2 separate regions of the Homo sapiens genome follow, and region 1 is linked to region 2. The links are chromatin loops, found by intact Hi-C in ENCODE. Cell type or tissue: heart left ventricle. All regions are shown on one strand. Links, peaks and the distances in the headings refer to the core of each region. The heading gives the core; the rest is flanking DNA.

Region 1 (8,337 bases), core at 273-8,272, 54 kb before region 2:
TTAAATTTTTGCCAACTTCATAAGTAAATGCTTTTCCAAAGATCACGCTTGCTCATACACAGGGGCAGGGAACGGAAAGAACACAGGTGACGGAGCTGCCGAATCCAGGAGGGTGGCCACTGAACACCAGAAATGTGGCCAGTCCAACCTGTGATGCACTTTCAGAGTTACATACACACAGGATTTCAAAGACTTAGCATGAAAAAAAAGCACCTAAAATATCTCATTAATATTTTTTATATTATACAGGTGACGAAGTAATAACGTTTTGGCTATTTCAGGTTAAATAAATATTATTACAATTAATTTCACTTGCTTCTTACTTGGCTATGTATCTACCAGTACTTTAAAAATCACATTTACTGCTTACATTATATTTCCACAGGACTGCGCTGGGTGAGGGTGTTTCAGCTTATGTTACAATTTAGCTACACAGGGGTGACCTTCCGTATGTCATGCACTGGCTTTCTGCCTCGGGTTTCTTCATTCGTAAGATGTCAAGAGTTTGGACTAAATGCCTTTTACAATCCCCTATCACTCTAAGATCCTAGAACCTGTGGGTTCAGCAGTTATTGCTGGTGGAGAAAAGACACAAGAACCAGGTGAAGACAGTCCTGTAATGCAGGGCAGCCCTCGTTAGAGCTGGGGCCAGGACAGGGTGCCCAAGAAAAGCATGGGGTGTCCCTTAGAGCCACCCGACAGCCAGTGTGTCCTGACGCTGGAGACAACGCTGTTTACACGTCAGCCCTGCAGCTGACAAAGGGTATTTGAGGAAAGCCCTGCTCTAGTATGCGGCTGACTCTCAGGCTCAGCACATGTGCCACCTGCTAACAGATGAGCTGGTTGACACAGCTCTAGAGCACAGCTGATGGAAGGCATGCGGTGTCATTTACACCCAAGGTTCATGGGACAGAAGCACGTATCAGCACCAAAAAGTTCCAGAAGATTGATCTCACCCATGTGCCACCCATCTGCACGGGACCTCAAATAATGAAAAAAAAAAGCAACTTGTCAGCTTTATTCATAATTGGCAAAACTTGCAAGCCACCAAGATGTCCCTCAGGAGGTGAGGAGATAAACTGTGCAGGCAGTGGAATATTATTCAGCACTAAAAAAAATGAGCCGTCAAGCCATAGAAAAACATGGAGGAAACTTAAATGCATATTACTAAGTGAAAGAAACCAACCTGAAAAGGCTACATACTGTATGGTTCCAACTACATGACATTCTGGAAAAGGCAAAACTATGGAGACAGTAAAGATCAGTGGTTGCCAGGGTTGAGGAGGAGGGAGGGATGACACAGAGGATTTGTAGGGTAGTGAAAGAGACACATGTCATTATACATTTACCCAAACCGATAGAATGTACAACACCAAGAGTGAACACACTAATGTAAACTGTGGACTTTGGGTGACATTGATGTGTCCGGATAGGTTCACAGATTGTAACAAATGAACCACTCTGGTGGGGAACGTTGATGACAGAGAGATTGTGCATGTGTGGGAGTAGAGGGTATGTGGGATATCTTTGTACCTTCCTCTCAATTTTGCTGTGAACCTAAAACTGCTCTTAAAAATAAAGTCTGGTTTTTTTAGTTGTTATTCATATTGTATTTGCAAATCCTAAACCAAATTTTAGCAACCATGGATTTTGTGGCTATCAGATACCTAAAAGAAGCATTAAAAGAAAAAGCAGCAGCATATGACCGTCACTTTCATCCAAAGCTTTCACCTAGGAAATTTTTTGTTTCCTAGAACCAGTTAAAATGGCACCTTCTGAGTTATGTGGACAGCAAGATTGAGTCTTCCTGCCCCCTCAGCCCCATTCAGGCCCAGCACCTGACGGTCTTCACAATCTGCCCCAGCCATCTTTCCAGGTTCACCTTCCACCATTCAACAGTAACATTCAGCAAACATCTGCTGGGTGCCTATCAGGTGCCAGGCACCTGGGATGCAACAGCAAGTAAGCAGCTATCAGGGTGTGGGGGGAGCTGGCACAGAGAAAGCCAAGTAAGAAAACAACTGTGATGCTATGAAAATTGAGTAATAAGTATGGAGTGCTTGCCTTAGGAGCACCTAACTCAGGCTTGGAGGATCTGGGAAGGCTTTTTGGACAAAGTGAGATCTAACTTGGCTAAGAACTAACCAAGAAAGGAGCGGGGAGGAAGAAACAGCCCATGACGAAAGAGTGATGTGTGCACAAGTCCAGAAATGAAAATGAACAAGGTGCATTCCCAGAAGGTAGGAACTTGGAGAGTGAAGGTGCCAGTGGCAAGAGATGAACCCGAAGAGGTGAGCAGGGGCCTGACCACAGAAGGCCTCGAATGCCCTGTGAAGGAGTTGCCTGTGGCCTAAATCTAAGGCAGTGGGCATGAGGAGGGTGTGCCCAGCCCCATTCTATCTACCTAGACTTCAGCAGGATTAAACGGCTTCCTACTCCCAAGCACGACATGGACTTCTAGGATGTATTGCCTTTGCACAAGCTGTCCCTTCTCCTTGAATGCTTTCCCTGTCCCTGACTTCTTTTTTCCTCCTAGGAAATCCCACATGGGCTTATTTAAGGGGCCTCTCAAAGGGCTCTTCTTTTCCAAACCTCTCACAACCCGAAGACTGAATTAATTAATCATTCCCTGCCTCGTGCACATGCTTCTTGTAATAGAAACTTTTGGGGACAGGGTTGGGGGGGGATGGGCAGTGTCTGCTCAAATTAATATCTGTCTTCTTTCAGAATTACCCCCTTTGGTGGCAGCCCAACAGCCACATCTGAGCAGTGTGACCATGTGCCTTGGGCACAGCAGACTCAGTCGGCGAGAACATCAGACCAGATCTGCCTCTCACTTAGAACCCAGGGCTGAGAGATGCTAGTAGGTCTCTTGCTAGGTGCTTTACCTGGGAGAACATTTAAACTTGGGCAACCTCTGCCGTTGTATGGAAGAGGAAAAGCTGAGCAGAAAAATGAACCGCTGCCATGGTCCTTCACAACATTCCAGTGTCTTGTCCTAGTCACTCATGACCTGTGACCAAATGTCTTCATCGTAAGTGATCTGATGGACCCCTGTATCCTCTAACCAACGCTGACTTTTGGTGTGAGCTAGCTGGAATGAGTTTTGGACAATGCTATCAAATAATCCATGAAAAAGACACTTTCTATAGCTCTAACGTCTTTCTACAGCAATTATTAATTTCTATATTAAAGTCAAAGTTGATACGTATGTGACATGGGTGCCATCACTCTCCTAGCCCAATCCCACTAAAGACATGACTAAGCAATCACAGCATTCTCTATCTGGGCCTCACAGGCCAGCACCGTGGTGCTCCGGGTGGCCCCAGAGGAGTTGGCACAAAAGACAAAACTTATTGGCCATCATTGTTCTAGACTGGAATCTACTGAAAGACAGGTACTGTGCCCTTTTCATCATTTAATCACATCAAGCCCTGTGCCTGACACAAGATCAGGATGGAATAAGCCAATGCTTAGATGATAAATGAAGACTATCACCTTTCAGCCTGACTGCTAACTCCTGCTTCTTCCTTCACCTATGTTAGCTCAATGGAAGTTTAGAAAGTATTCATTCTTTCCCAATTTAGAAAAAGGGTAAATAATTAAATTAGTAGTGAAAGAGCTGAAATATAACAGTGCATCTCAGCTTCACACACATTTGTAATCCATCTCTGCTCATCTATAGCTTGTTCTCCTTTTCTATCCCTAGGGACACGGTCACATTTTAAAATTACAACGATTTGCGACAATGATTTCTAAAATCTCGACAGAATCAGAGCACCCCATTCTTTCTGTCTTCTGACTTAATTTTATACCTTCATGAAGTGTGGCCTACTAACTTATTTGGAGATTATTTTGGCAGTTTAGCCATAATTTTTTACAAATTTATATGCAATCTGAAAATACTAACTACAACATGATAGCCCATAAACTTCAAAAACGGCAAATCCTGCAAACTTCAGGAGCTGTAAATTACAGGAAGCCTTTAAATTCCAGGAACTGTGTCTGTCACAGTGAAGTTTCAAAGCTGTTCCTCTCCCCACTTAATGTCTTTATCATATACCTGCCCTCAAACAACAGAGGCTCTACCTTGTCCAACCGTAGCAAAAAGGTTTTCTGAATACCTTGAGAGGCTATGATCAGTCAACCAACAAAAAAGAGCATCTTAAAAATCGGTAACATACCAGCTCCATTAACTGTTTGAGCTGACCTATCTCTTCTGGTAATGATCCAAGTTTGTTGTTACTTGCGATTAAGACTTTGAGAGGCAGACCACACAGGCAGGCAGGCAGGGCGGACAGCTGATTTCGACTGCAAAGACAATACAACAAGAACACATGTAAACAGAAAGGCCACTTCATACTGTCTGTGAACCTGTTTTTAACAAGAAAGGAAAAAGGAGTGATCTGAGAAGACATTTTACAAATACAAGAAGTCCAATATATTTTCTGTGTGACAACTCAAATGACAAGTATGTAAGAAAACAAAATATGTTTTTCTTTTTTTAAAAAAAAATAAAAAATAAAAAATAAGGGTATGGGCAGTTCTCAAAGAGACAACTTTATTCAACACAAGGAATGCCATCAAAGTCCCCCCGCCACCCCGCCACCCCGCCACCGCCACTTAGAAGCTGAGCCCTCGGCCAGCCAGGAGGCAGATGGAGAGCACATCCTGCACAACCAATAGCAACGGGAAGCTGGTGCCAACTGCCCTCTCCTGACAATGTGTGCAGGAAACTCAGCTGGACCAAAGCAACCAGCACCACACAGGCATCATTTCATCCATTGCAGTAGGGATGGGGAAGATAATTTTGCTGCAACTCACAAAACCACCGGGCTCATTTCCAACATTTTGACTCAGCTTCCTTTTGTTAAAACAAGGGTTGCTACAGTTTAAGTCTGTTTTGGTATCTGCAAGAGAGCTAACTAAAAGAGAAAGAAAGGAAAGTTGGTCTTCTGGCAAAGTGGAACTGCAGCCCAGAGGGGTTTAGTTCCACAGAGCAGCCAAAAAAGTCTAAGTTGATGTCTCATCTCTGCTCTACAAGAAGAGGGTCTCTACCCAGAAGTTTCTGAACTTTCTATCATCAATGCTTAGTTTTCATGGAGATGGAAAATACTAGATAAATAAAATCTACGAACCATCCTTATTTATATGTCAGCCATTTATTTCAATCTCCTCCCCCACAAAAAGCCCCTTTTTCCTGCTACCAAGCAAAAAGACAGATGGGTTTCAGTTTCCCTTTCTTTCTCTGCCCTTCTGGTGTTGAAGCCAACAACCACAGAGTGAAATATCTAAAAATCTGTATGTCATTCAGTGTAACTATTTAATAAAACTGCTGTGTGTTTGCACACACATGCATAAAGTTTCAGAAGCTGTGTTCCTGTGTGAGTGTATTTATAGACATGCATGTATCTGTGTATGTGAGGGGGAGAGACAGACAGAATGGAAATACACCAAAATACTATCGGTACTCCTCTTCGGGTATAGGTACAATGGATGGTTTTTATTTCCATTATTATACTTTGATGTATTTTCCAAACTTTCTACAAGTGCTTTTATCATCAGGAAAGAAACATCATTATAAAATGATAAATGTGACCTGGATATGTGTTACGAGTGCTCCTATTTGTGAAAATTCTTTATTTTTTATTTTTTATTTTTTTAATTATACTTTGAGTTCTAGGGTACATGTGCACAACGTGCAGGTTTGTTATATATGTATACATGCGCCATGTTGGTGTACTGCACCCATTAACTTGTCATTTACATTAGGTATATCTCCTAATGCTATCCCTCCCCCCCTCCCCCCACCCCACGACAGGCCCCGGTGTGTGATGTTCCCCTTCCTGTGTCCAAGTGTTCTCATTGTTCAATTCCCACCTATGAGTGAGAACATGAAAATTCTTTGAGATGTATACTTATGATCTGTGCACTTTTCTGAATATATGTCATTCTTCAATTAGAAGTTTGACTCTCCTCCATATGAGGGAGCAGAAATCTGGTTAACTGAAGGGCAGCTCTACCTGATGAGCTCAGAAAAAGCAGGTGCTGTGCTGTGGAAAGAACCTTTCTAATCTGGGCACGGCCTTGTCAACACCTTGATATCTCTGCTGCTCCAGGGCACTCAATTACCCATGTAACTATGTTTTAGCAAGAAGAGATACAGTCATATCTTCTCTCCATTGTGCAGACCCATGGAAAAAGCTATTTCCAGAAAGAGGCAGATTTTTCTTTAAGAGGGTCCAGCAGAAGGAGGGAGGAGATTGAGTGCCCTCCTGGTAGGTTCCTGGCTTGCAAAAGACCAACCAGCTCTTCACTTTCCCTAGTTAGCAGGATTGGACCAAGAGAATAAGGGCAATGGGCCCGCACTGGCACTCTCTCCTGGTCTCTGGGGACGGTGGAAGGGAGGAGCTAGGGCCAGCAGCCTGTGTTTCTGCCTCTCACATCCCTCCCAAGGCTCTCTCTCACCAGCAGGGGCTCAGTGGGACTCTTTTGGCTGGAGGAGGGGGTCTTCCTGTTACCCTGCTGTGAGGGCTTTTTTCAAGCTCCAAAAAAGGCTCCTTCAGAAAAGAGAACTCAGTTTATTAAAAGGTGGCAAGCAAATAATTTGAAATGTAACTTGTGGTTATAAAATATTTGTTAATATGCAATTTTATAAAGTGAGGATCGGCAAATAAAAATGTTAATAAGGCAAGTCTATTTATTTGGAGCCATACGTAAACCTCCTTTTGAAGAGGGATAATGAGAACAAAGATTAGTATTTTCAAGAAAGTTCTACATTCCTATTTTTAGCAGAGTTAACAAATACAAGTTAAGATCTTTCCTACATTTCTTTGCCTGGAAACTCAGAGTTACACTCTAAGTTATCCGTCTCACTAGTTGGTGCAGGGATCTAACCAGATTAGCAGATATGGAACTGGGAGAGTCATGTATCATACTACTTTGAGAAACACAAAGAAAGTTCTGCTCATTCAGATGCGTGAGTATTTGAGATTACATGGGTTTATTCTCATTGGAAATCTTCCAGAGTGGGTACTTACTTAAAATAAAATAAAATTTAAGCTTGTGAAAACATTCATGGTCTCTTTGAGGGGAACGGATGCTTTTTACACTAAAAGCTGCTGATGGAATGGCCTATCTCATATTTATGTTCCATATATGTCTTGTTTACACTGTAGTTAATCATCTGTAGACTTACCAATTCACCATGCTAAGAATTTAGTCACCGTACAGCAGGCCACAGACCTGGGGCACATTTCTTCGACTTCATCTCTCTGCTCCCTCAGCCTCTACTTCATATATTTTATCACAGGATGTTCCTGTATTACTTGTAATTTCCCCAATAGAAAAAGGAAATACACAGGCACACAAAAGCCCATTTGCTCTCCAGCAAATATTTAGACAGGAGAGGAAAAGCTGCATTCCCTTTAATCCTCTACCCACTAGCAACCACAGCAGCAGCCTCAGCTTTTTGAAACCACTCTTCTGGCAGCAATTTTTCTCAAGCAAGTAAGTGCCTCAGGCCACAATCCACTATCCTACACCCCTGGTCTTCTGCAGCCTTGGTGCTATAAACTGGCTCTGTGCTGAAAGAACGTTTGAAAATAAGGCCATATTGTATCCGACAAGCTACATCACCAGAGCCAAGTCTACACCCCCACCCCTACCCCAAACCTGTCTCTTTGTCACTGTCCCTGCAGAGTCTGGGTTGAAGATCAGGGTGGGGAGGAAAGAGAAAGAGAGGGAAGGCAGTGGGCTTTTACCAGATCCATATTATTGTGAATGCTTCATCTTCCATCTTTTTCAGTTAAATGACTTCCTGCTGGATTCATTTGTCTATTTCATCATTTCAAGATGAAATAAGGCAGCTCAATATAATCTAAACATTCTTGGCAGCCTAAATTTGCAGGATACATTTATCTTGGCTTCAAGTACCACTATCCCTCACTTAACTCCTAAATTAAGGAATTTACAAACCAAATCACTTTTTCTGGTTTTACTTTTAGAGTATTATTTTGATGTATTTTGACTATGGCACTTATTGATGTCCATAGTTTGAGTCTCAATCTTAGTATCTGATATTATTTATTATTGGTTTATCAAAAGGTTATTTTCCTTAAGATATGTGATTATAAAGACATGCTATGTTCTTACAGGTGATTTTATTAACAGAGCATAATACCCACATTTTTAAATTCTACTGGAATATACCTCTGTATTTTCAGTGAATGGATTCACTTAACAGAATACAGAAAATTATTTTCACTTAGAAAATAATTTATAGAAAAATTTATATAACAAATTTACTCACTCAATTGGCTGCTTGGTGTGGCAGAA
Region 2 (8,337 bases), core at 63-8,062:
ACTGTGGCACCATCGCTCTAAAAGTTATTTCAACCTAAGAGGAATTCCCCTCCACTGCTTTCCCAAAACAAACCCACATGGGGAAAACACAACTGAGGAAAGACAGAGCAGTAGAAAGGTTCTAAGTGACTACCAACAGAATTCAACTCTGAGCCTCCAGGGGCAAAACTCAAAAAGGAAACCTGAGTAGTGAGAAAAACAGCTACAAGAAAAAAAAAATCTCTACAAGTTCCTCCGAGTACACTATCTTTTGTAGTGATGGAAGTTGTTCTATTTTATCTTTAACTTAGGCCTTAAAGAAATGCCCATTGAGAGCCTTCATTGGAGGACTACATTGTAGTGTAACGTCCAATTCTCAACGTCATTTTCCAGGTCAATGCAGAAGAATTCTATAAATGAAGAAGGTTCTGTATTTATAAGTTTTTTTGCAGCCACTATTAAGGGAAAAATACCAATGCAAAATTCAGTGCAAGACAGCACAGAAGACAAATTTTCCCACATACCAGGGTTAACTTAAAATTAAAGTAGCTATACTTTTATATACAGTTATGCCCCACACAACAGTTTCCATTAACAATGGACCACGCATGCAGTGGTGGTTGCGTAAATGGATCTGCCCTGTAAAGGTGTACCATTTTCACTTTTTATGCCTTAGTTTTACTGTACCTTTTCTATGTCTAGATATGCTTAGATACACAAATACTTACCATTTTTGTCAGGTAATGGGTGCTGTCAGGTTAGGGGGAGAGGAAAATTGCCTACAGTATGCAGTATGGTAACATGCCATGCGGGTTTGTAGACTAGGAGCAATAGGTTACACCATATACCCTATGTGTGCAGTAGGCCACGCCATCTAGGTTTCTGTAAGTCACTCGATGATGTTCACACAACAATGCAATGGCCTAAGGATGCATTTCTCAGAATGTGTCCCTGTCGTTAAGTGATGCATGACCGTATAGCTTGTAGAAGACACTAAGGGTATCATTATCAGGGCATACAGCTTATTGAAGATAGGGGCTGTATCTTACTTATCTCACTGTCCTAGTATCTAGTAATACCTAGTGCTCAGCAAATTCTCAAAAATATTTGTTGAAGGAATAAACAAATGAACAAAAGCAAAATGAGGAAATGGCACCACATTATAAAGAAAAAAATGTTTTGGGGCCTATCCTGAATGAGAGCTTTTATTGTCCTTCAGGAACATTCTTAAAAATTCTGAGAAGAGTTTTCTCATTCTCTAAGAAGACTGAGTAAATATGTCTGAGTCAGATCACTTAACTGCTACACAGAGATTGGATCTGTATCTTTCAAAGACAAGGGTTAGGCAAGGACCAACGACATCCAAATTCCCTCTAGCAAAGAAAAGGATGAGACCTTCAGGGGACCTGCAGTTGAGACGAGCCCCTGCGAGAACCTTGTTCATGGTTACAAGGCAGGGGCCGGGTGTCTTAGCCAGCCTCCCTGCGGAGCAAATAGGAATGTGCAGCTCACATGACCCTTCGTATCTCCTGCTTCAGATACTCAGGCACCAACTTAAAAAACACTGTTGGAAGGGACCACACAGATTTGCCGACATCCTTATTTTACAAAAGGAAAAAGAGAGACTTAGACAAATGAAGTGACTTGCCCACACAGCGAGTTAGTAACTGGTCCAGGATGACAACCAAGTTTTCCTGGCCCCTGATCCAAAGTTGTGTCTAACTCACACTCCTCTGCTCCTCTGCCTGAAATGAAGGGCTGACTCCAGGGCTATTCCCATCCAAAGCATCCAAGTATAAACAACCAAAATCACATCTTCAGACCTGACACAGGCTATCTGACAGTTTTGAGCACTGTGTTATTGTCAGGCCTCTGAGCCCAAGCCAAGCCATCGCATCCCCTGTGACTTGCACGTATACATCCAGATGGCCTGAAGTAACTGAAGATCCACAAAAGAAGTAAAAATAGCCTTAACTGATGACATTCCACCATTGTGATTTGTTCCTGCCCCACCCTAACTGATCAATGTACTTTGTAATCTCCCCCACCCTTAAGAAGGTTCTTTGTAATTCTCCTCACCCTTGAGAATGTACTTTGTGAGATCCACTCCTGCCCGCAAAACATTGCTCTTAACTTCACCGCCTATCCCAAAACCTATAAGAACTAATGATAATCCACCACCCTTTGCTGACTCTCTTTTCGGACTCAGCCCACCAGCACCCAGGTGAAATAAACAGCCATGTTGCTCACACAAAGCCTGTTTGGTGGTCTCTTCACACGAACGCGCATGAAATTTGGTGCCGTCTCTAAAAGGCACATAGAAAAAATGTTTCAGATCAGTTGCCTTCATGCAGAAATAAGAGATTTATTCTGGGGTGTGTTTTACGAATGATTGTTTACTCCTGTTTTTTAATACAACACTATTTAAAGTTCTCTGGGAAGAATTTGGAAGTAAGTGACTCAAGACATTACACTTTCATTTTCAGAAACTCTCTAAATAATAAACATCAGCCTCCACTGCCACTAGGAACTTGTATCTCACCGTGCTGTCAGGCTTATGACCAAAGACTGGGTTGGGGGTGCTGTCAGGTTAAGGGGAGAGGAAAAGTCATCTGTCAGACAAAGGTTCTGTTTAAGCTTATTTTGATAGCAAATAAGTTATTTTTATGGCGCCGTAGCATAAAAGTCTAGTTTACAGGGCTCTGTTTCTGGTTTTTGCCATTTACTTTCAAGTTTTATTTTAGAAGTTGGTCTTGTGCCTGGGGAAACTCATCTGGGAAGAGAAAGTACTGACTTCAGGGCACAGGTCTTGTATTGTTCCAATTCACTAAATAAAGCCATTTTTCTTATCTGCGAAACTTAAACCCGCTCCAGGATATTTTTCTTTTCCCAGTACACAGTTCAGCTGCCAAATGCATTACTGCATCGTAATTCTAAGTCCCATGTTTACATTTCTAAGAAACAATGTTTAATTACTCTAGAAGCAAAATATAAGGGAGCTACTCAAATTGTTAACAAATCGTAACCACAAGAGCTGCCTTGTACAGGGGTACAAACAGAGAGGAAAGGCAGTAAAGGGACAAGGGCCTACACGACATCTGGTGGCTTCTCTTCCCCAACACTCAAAGCATAATGCTTCCTGGGAAATCTTTCCATCAAACTATTCATAATGATAACTCATTTTTAAGACCATCCACACAGACTATCATAGCTGGGCACGTCTGTACATGTCAGAAATATGGGGAGATAATACAACTGAAAAACATCCAATCTTGGGGACAAAAACATTACGAGAACACTTGCGCTGAAAACCCTTTTTAGTCTTGGGAAACAATAAGACAAAAGCAGGTCCCAATGCAGATCCATCATGAATATCTTGATGAAGGAATGGAAGGGAGCTCGAAGCTGGGTTTTAAAAAAGCAAAAATTCCTAGAGTTGCATCTTATGCCACTTAACCATGTGATGAGGTTTGGAGGTTTTTTCCCCCTCCAAATCTCATGTTGAAATGTGACCTCCAATGTTGGAGGTGAGGCCTAGTGGGAGGCGTTTGGGTCACAGGGACGGATCACTCATGAATGGCTTGGTCCTGTCCTTGCCATAGCAAGTGAGTTCCTATTCTGAGTTCACACAAGAGCTGGTTGGTTAAAAGAGCAAGGCCCCTCCTCCCTTGCTCTCTCTTGCTCCCTCTTTCGCCGTGTGTCTTGCCTGCTCCCCCTTAGCCTTCTGCCTTGATTACAAGGTTCCTAGGCCTCACAGGTAGCGGAGCAGATGCTGGTGCCATGCTTGCAGAGCCTGCAGAACCATGAGCCAATAAAACCTCTTTTCTTTATAAATTACCCAGTCTCAGGTATTCCTTTATTGCAACACAGAACAGAGTAACACACCATGAAATGAACGTTTTTAAGAATAAGACTAAATTGTCAGCAGTAATAACTCAGATTCATTATTACCTACCTAATTAATTCATCAGTGAGGACAAAGATCCAGTGATAGCCCTAAAAAAGAATAGCATCTTCCTAATAAAATGTCTAAGGTGGGGTGGCCGTGGAATGAGCTCAAAGTCCCAGCTGCCCAAATGTCAGACAGTAATTCTGAAATGGTTTTCTACATTATAATACAATTCCAACAGGATTTTCTGACTCACTGCCTCTCCTCATGGGACAAAATGTTTTGATACTGCACCGTGATATACAATAGAGTAAGTCCTTCTTACGTCATTATTCATCTCGAATGTCATAATACCTTTCATCTGAGTCTGGCGCTCCCCGGCAGAGGGAGTTAACACAAAAATACATAAGGGAATTGAAACAAGGAGAATACACAGCATTCATTTTCAAATGAAAAACAACAATGTCAACTAGAAAACCTGATTCACGATAAAAGTCTAGGTGTAATTGGGAAACAGTATTTACCACTAGAGATCAGATTTTATTAAAACTTTTTAAAAAAAGTTTCCTTAACTGTGCATGCTTTTCCCTCTAAGAACAGTTTGGGTTTTTTGATCTTTTATGAATCTGACATTTCTTTATTTTCTCCTTATGTGGATTTGTTTGGCAGGTATTTGTGACTTCATGATTTTGTATCCTCTCTAAGTCCTTTTCATATTCTTTCTCCTAATCTTTCTCTAACAATTTCATCTCCCTGGAATAGACAAAAGGCCCCCAGAATTCAGTGATGGCTAACTGTCACACTATACTGCCTCAAAAGGCATAATCGGGAGGGGCAGGGAAAATGGGGAGATATAGATCAAAGCATACAAAGATGCAGTTATCTTGGATGAAAAAATCTAGAGTACCACACAAGTATTGTCGTTAATAATATTGCATTATATATTACAAATTTGCTATGATAGTAGATTTTAGGTACTCTCGCCACAAAAAAAGAAAGGTAACTATGTGAAATGATGGGTGTGTTAATTTAATTGTAGTAATTACTTCACTAGGAATATGTATATCAAATATCATGTTGTATACTTTCAATACATACAATTTAAAACAAAAAAGAAAAAAAAAAGGCCTATTAACGAAGGCAGCTCCAAGAGATTAAAAGCAACCTGGCTCACCTAAGGAAGTGTAGGAAGTGCTGATGAGGCAAAATAACCGGCTAATGTTTTTAATGTCGGAAAGAAGGTGTTTGGATCAGGCCACTTCAAAAGCCCTGGAGTGGAAGATAAGAATTTAGAGGACATTTAGGAACATACCAGACTTAGAGAATAACTTCTGTGGTCACCCTGCTTATGTTGTATATGTTTGAATCGTTACAGCTACAAGCTATCAATGACCCATTTCGAAATGGCTCAAGTCAGGTTCTGCAACACACCAATTAAATCAGAATCTCTGTGAGTAGAGCCCAGGCATCTGGATTCTAAAGCTCCCAGGGTGATTCTAATGCGCAACCAGGCTGAGAAATCACAGCATCAGCCAATCACGCTTTGGGCCTCAGGTCTTAGACCACTTACCAAAACCACATGGGAGGCTGAGTCCTGAGCAAAGCTGAGGGCTTATCATTAAGGAAGGGAGAGGGAGGGAGGGAAGCGTTGATGGCTGATGGGGAAGGAGCAGAGAGTATAAATACAATTTTAGAAAATCTTTTTTTCTTTTTTTTTTTTCAGACGGGGTCTCGCTCTGTCACCAGGCAGGAGTGCAGCCGCAATCTTGGCTCATTGCAACCTCTGACTCCCTGGTTCAAGCAATTCTCCTGCCTCAGCCTCCCGAGCAGCTGGGACTACAGGCACGTGCCACCACGCTCGGCTAATTTTTGTCTTTTTAGTAGAGACAGGGTTTCACCATGTTGGCCAGGATGGTCTCGATCTCCTGACCTCGTGATCCTCCTGCCTTGGCCTCCCAAAGTGCTGGGATTACAGGCGTGAGCCACCACGCCCAGCCCTAGAAATGCATTTTTTTAAAGAAAATTAAAAACCTGGTAATATTTGTTACGGTGATCTGAAATAATAATGTACAAATTACAGGTTTCTGCAGTTTTTCATTTGTTTACAACAAATCATATTATTCATCAATGCATATATATACATATATGCTAAACTGGGAACACATACGATTACTTCATCATTTCATTCTGTGACTTCAATAGGTTAAAATGACTGTCTTTCTTAAATTTCAGTTCCTAATTGGCCAATGTATAAACAATAAAATATGCAGCCTTAAAGATAAGCAAGGAAGATACCTTTGTTACCTTCAAAATGATATTGTAATCTGTTTTTAGAGATCATCTGCTTAGCCAGCAAGACATGCACAAGGAGTTGGAAACTTCCCTTTTTTTCATAATTTTGTTTTGAAAACTCATAAACAAACTCATTCAAAACAAACAGTCCCAGCATGCTAGCTATACGTTTTCCCCAGAAAATACAAAGAAGAAAAGAGAGTGGTCCTTGGAGTGGTCTAACTGACCTCATTCCAAGAGGGGTGCTTCAAAATTGAGACATATGAGCCTATCTCCCCAAAGAGGCAGGAGATTCAACAAAGCTGTGAGCTCTTCTGATGAATTTACATTTGGAGCCCACGACAGAATAGGCAAGGTGGCACAGCATTATGTCATGTCAAGTTACTTCTTGCTTATACATATTTAAAACTACAAAAGAGGAACAAGTATTCATAATTATTTTGCTCATTAATATGTTCATACCTTCATAACCGTGTATACAAAATATATACATTTGTATTGAAGGTGTTAACTTTAAAATTCAGTGAACCTAAAGGTATTGCTTGCTCTGTTTTATTTCATTGCATAACTAATAAAGTTTATTTTATATATATATTTAATTTTAAGTTCTGGGATACATGTGCAGGATGTGCAGGTTTGTCACATAGGTAAATGTGTGCCATGGTGGTTTGCTGCACCTATTAACCAATAAAGTTCATTTATATTGTTTAAGTATTTTCATCTACTCTTTAGCTATATAACAGGCTGTCGGTTTTGTTTTGCTGGGGAAAAAATGAGGTCCCCTTAAGGGCAAGATTTGCCATGTTGTTTTTTAATGATAGTGGCATTTAGTATTTAGTATGGAAAGAGTATCTACTTTACCTCCTAGTACTGAAAGCCACATACTGACAACAATGGCAAATGGTGCCCTATGATCTTTTCCTCAGTTAGCTCTAGGGCAATGCCCAATAACAGAAACATTATGTAAGCCACCTATGCAATTTCAAATTTTATAGTCATCACAATTTTAAGAAGATAACATTATTTTAATAGTACATTTTATTTAACCTAATGTACCAAAAATATTATCATCTCAACAAATAATCAACATTTTAAAATTACTTATTGTATATTATTCTTTTTAAATACTAAGTCTTTGAAATATAGCATGTATTTTACACTCACAGCATATCTCAACTTGGACATTAAATTTTTACTGGAAATCTTTTATCATAAACTTTAGAGATGAAAAGGTAAGCTCACATATTCAAGTTGTTCCAATCATATATATTGGATATCAATTTTAAAGTTTTGATTAAAACTAAATACAATTTACAATTCCATTATTCTGTCACACTACCATCTCTCATGTGTTTTTGAGCCAAATATCTCTATTGGCTATAGTACTGGGTGGCTGAGCTCTAGACTAGGAGAGTACGATGGTGCTTGAACACCACCCTGCTGTTCTCCAGAAGAAGTGGTCCATACCCCAACCAGAAGAACCCAAGGAAGGAAGCTGAAGAAGGAAGCTGTCACAGCTCAGGCCCAAATAATGTTCATTCCAATGCGGGAAGCTGAGAACCACAAACCCTCACTAGCATAAACCGATGGTGTTCAGTAAGACCCTTGGAGGATCTGCATGAGGATCCAACTCATCATGTGACAACTGCAAAATTGGTTCTCAGAAGCAAAACCAACCGGGGACACTAGCACCAGAATCTTATCCTAAAGCTTCCTAAAGCATGGTGTGATTAACTGAGATGAAAAAATCTAAGGCCCCTAGATCCCAGCACCTCTAGAGCTGTTTCTAACTTTGGTTGCAAATTCCCTCCCAAATAACATTTTAGAGTCACAGTTACCTGTTGAATACACATGCTAAGAGGATCAGTGATTATTCTGATAAATTACATTCTGTACCATTTTTCCTAAGCCATTTCCAGTCACTCTTATAAATGCTGCTTACCTAAATGCCCTGCAGTGTAGTGGGTGGTGCAGAACATGTCAGACGGACACATATCTGAAAAGATACTGTGTTATCGCATGTTTATAGCTGCACAATTCACAACTGCAAAAATATGGAACCAGCACAAATGCCTATCAGTCAACAAGTGGATAAAGAAGTTGTGATATATACATATACAGAGATAGATAATGGAATACTACTCAGCTATATAAAGGAATGAAATAATGGCATTCAC

The links. Hi-C counts contacts between places; a loop is a spot of excess contacts. Peaks named below come from ENCODE experiments on the same cell type or tissue, not always from the same donor. Only the 100,000 strongest peaks of a DNase experiment are listed, where the experiment ranks them.
Region 1: a loop joins it to region 2, with 1.8 times the contacts of the local background. A loop is called at or near these places in 19 of 110 quality-filtered maps.

Annotation. Positions count from the first base shown.
Region 1 is chr13:46,665,004-46,673,340 of GRCh38, reverse strand. LRCH1 (leucine rich repeats and calponin homology domain containing 1) reads right to left here. Exons shown (of 20, transcript NM_001164211.2): 3 at 4,185-4,311. Among named protein-coding and RNA genes, the nearest start is that of LRCH1, 120 kb to the right of the region's middle. RefSeq lists enhancers at 4,990-5,039, 5,100-5,319, 5,835-5,884. In heart left ventricle, for the core only: no CTCF peak of the experiment used is centred there; DNase peaks (open chromatin) are centred at 4,700 and 6,420; H3K4me3 peaks cover 767 bases; H3K27ac peaks cover 1,796 bases.
Region 2 is chr13:46,610,638-46,618,974 of GRCh38, reverse strand. All of the region lies in intron 1 of LRCH1 (leucine rich repeats and calponin homology domain containing 1), which reads right to left. Among named protein-coding and RNA genes, the nearest start is that of LRCH1, 62 kb to the right of the region's middle. RefSeq lists an enhancer at 1-364. In heart left ventricle, for the core only: CTCF peaks have their summits at 3,037 and 4,232 (motif pointing right); no DNase peak of the experiment used is centred there; H3K4me3 peaks cover 847 bases; H3K27ac peaks cover 3,164 bases.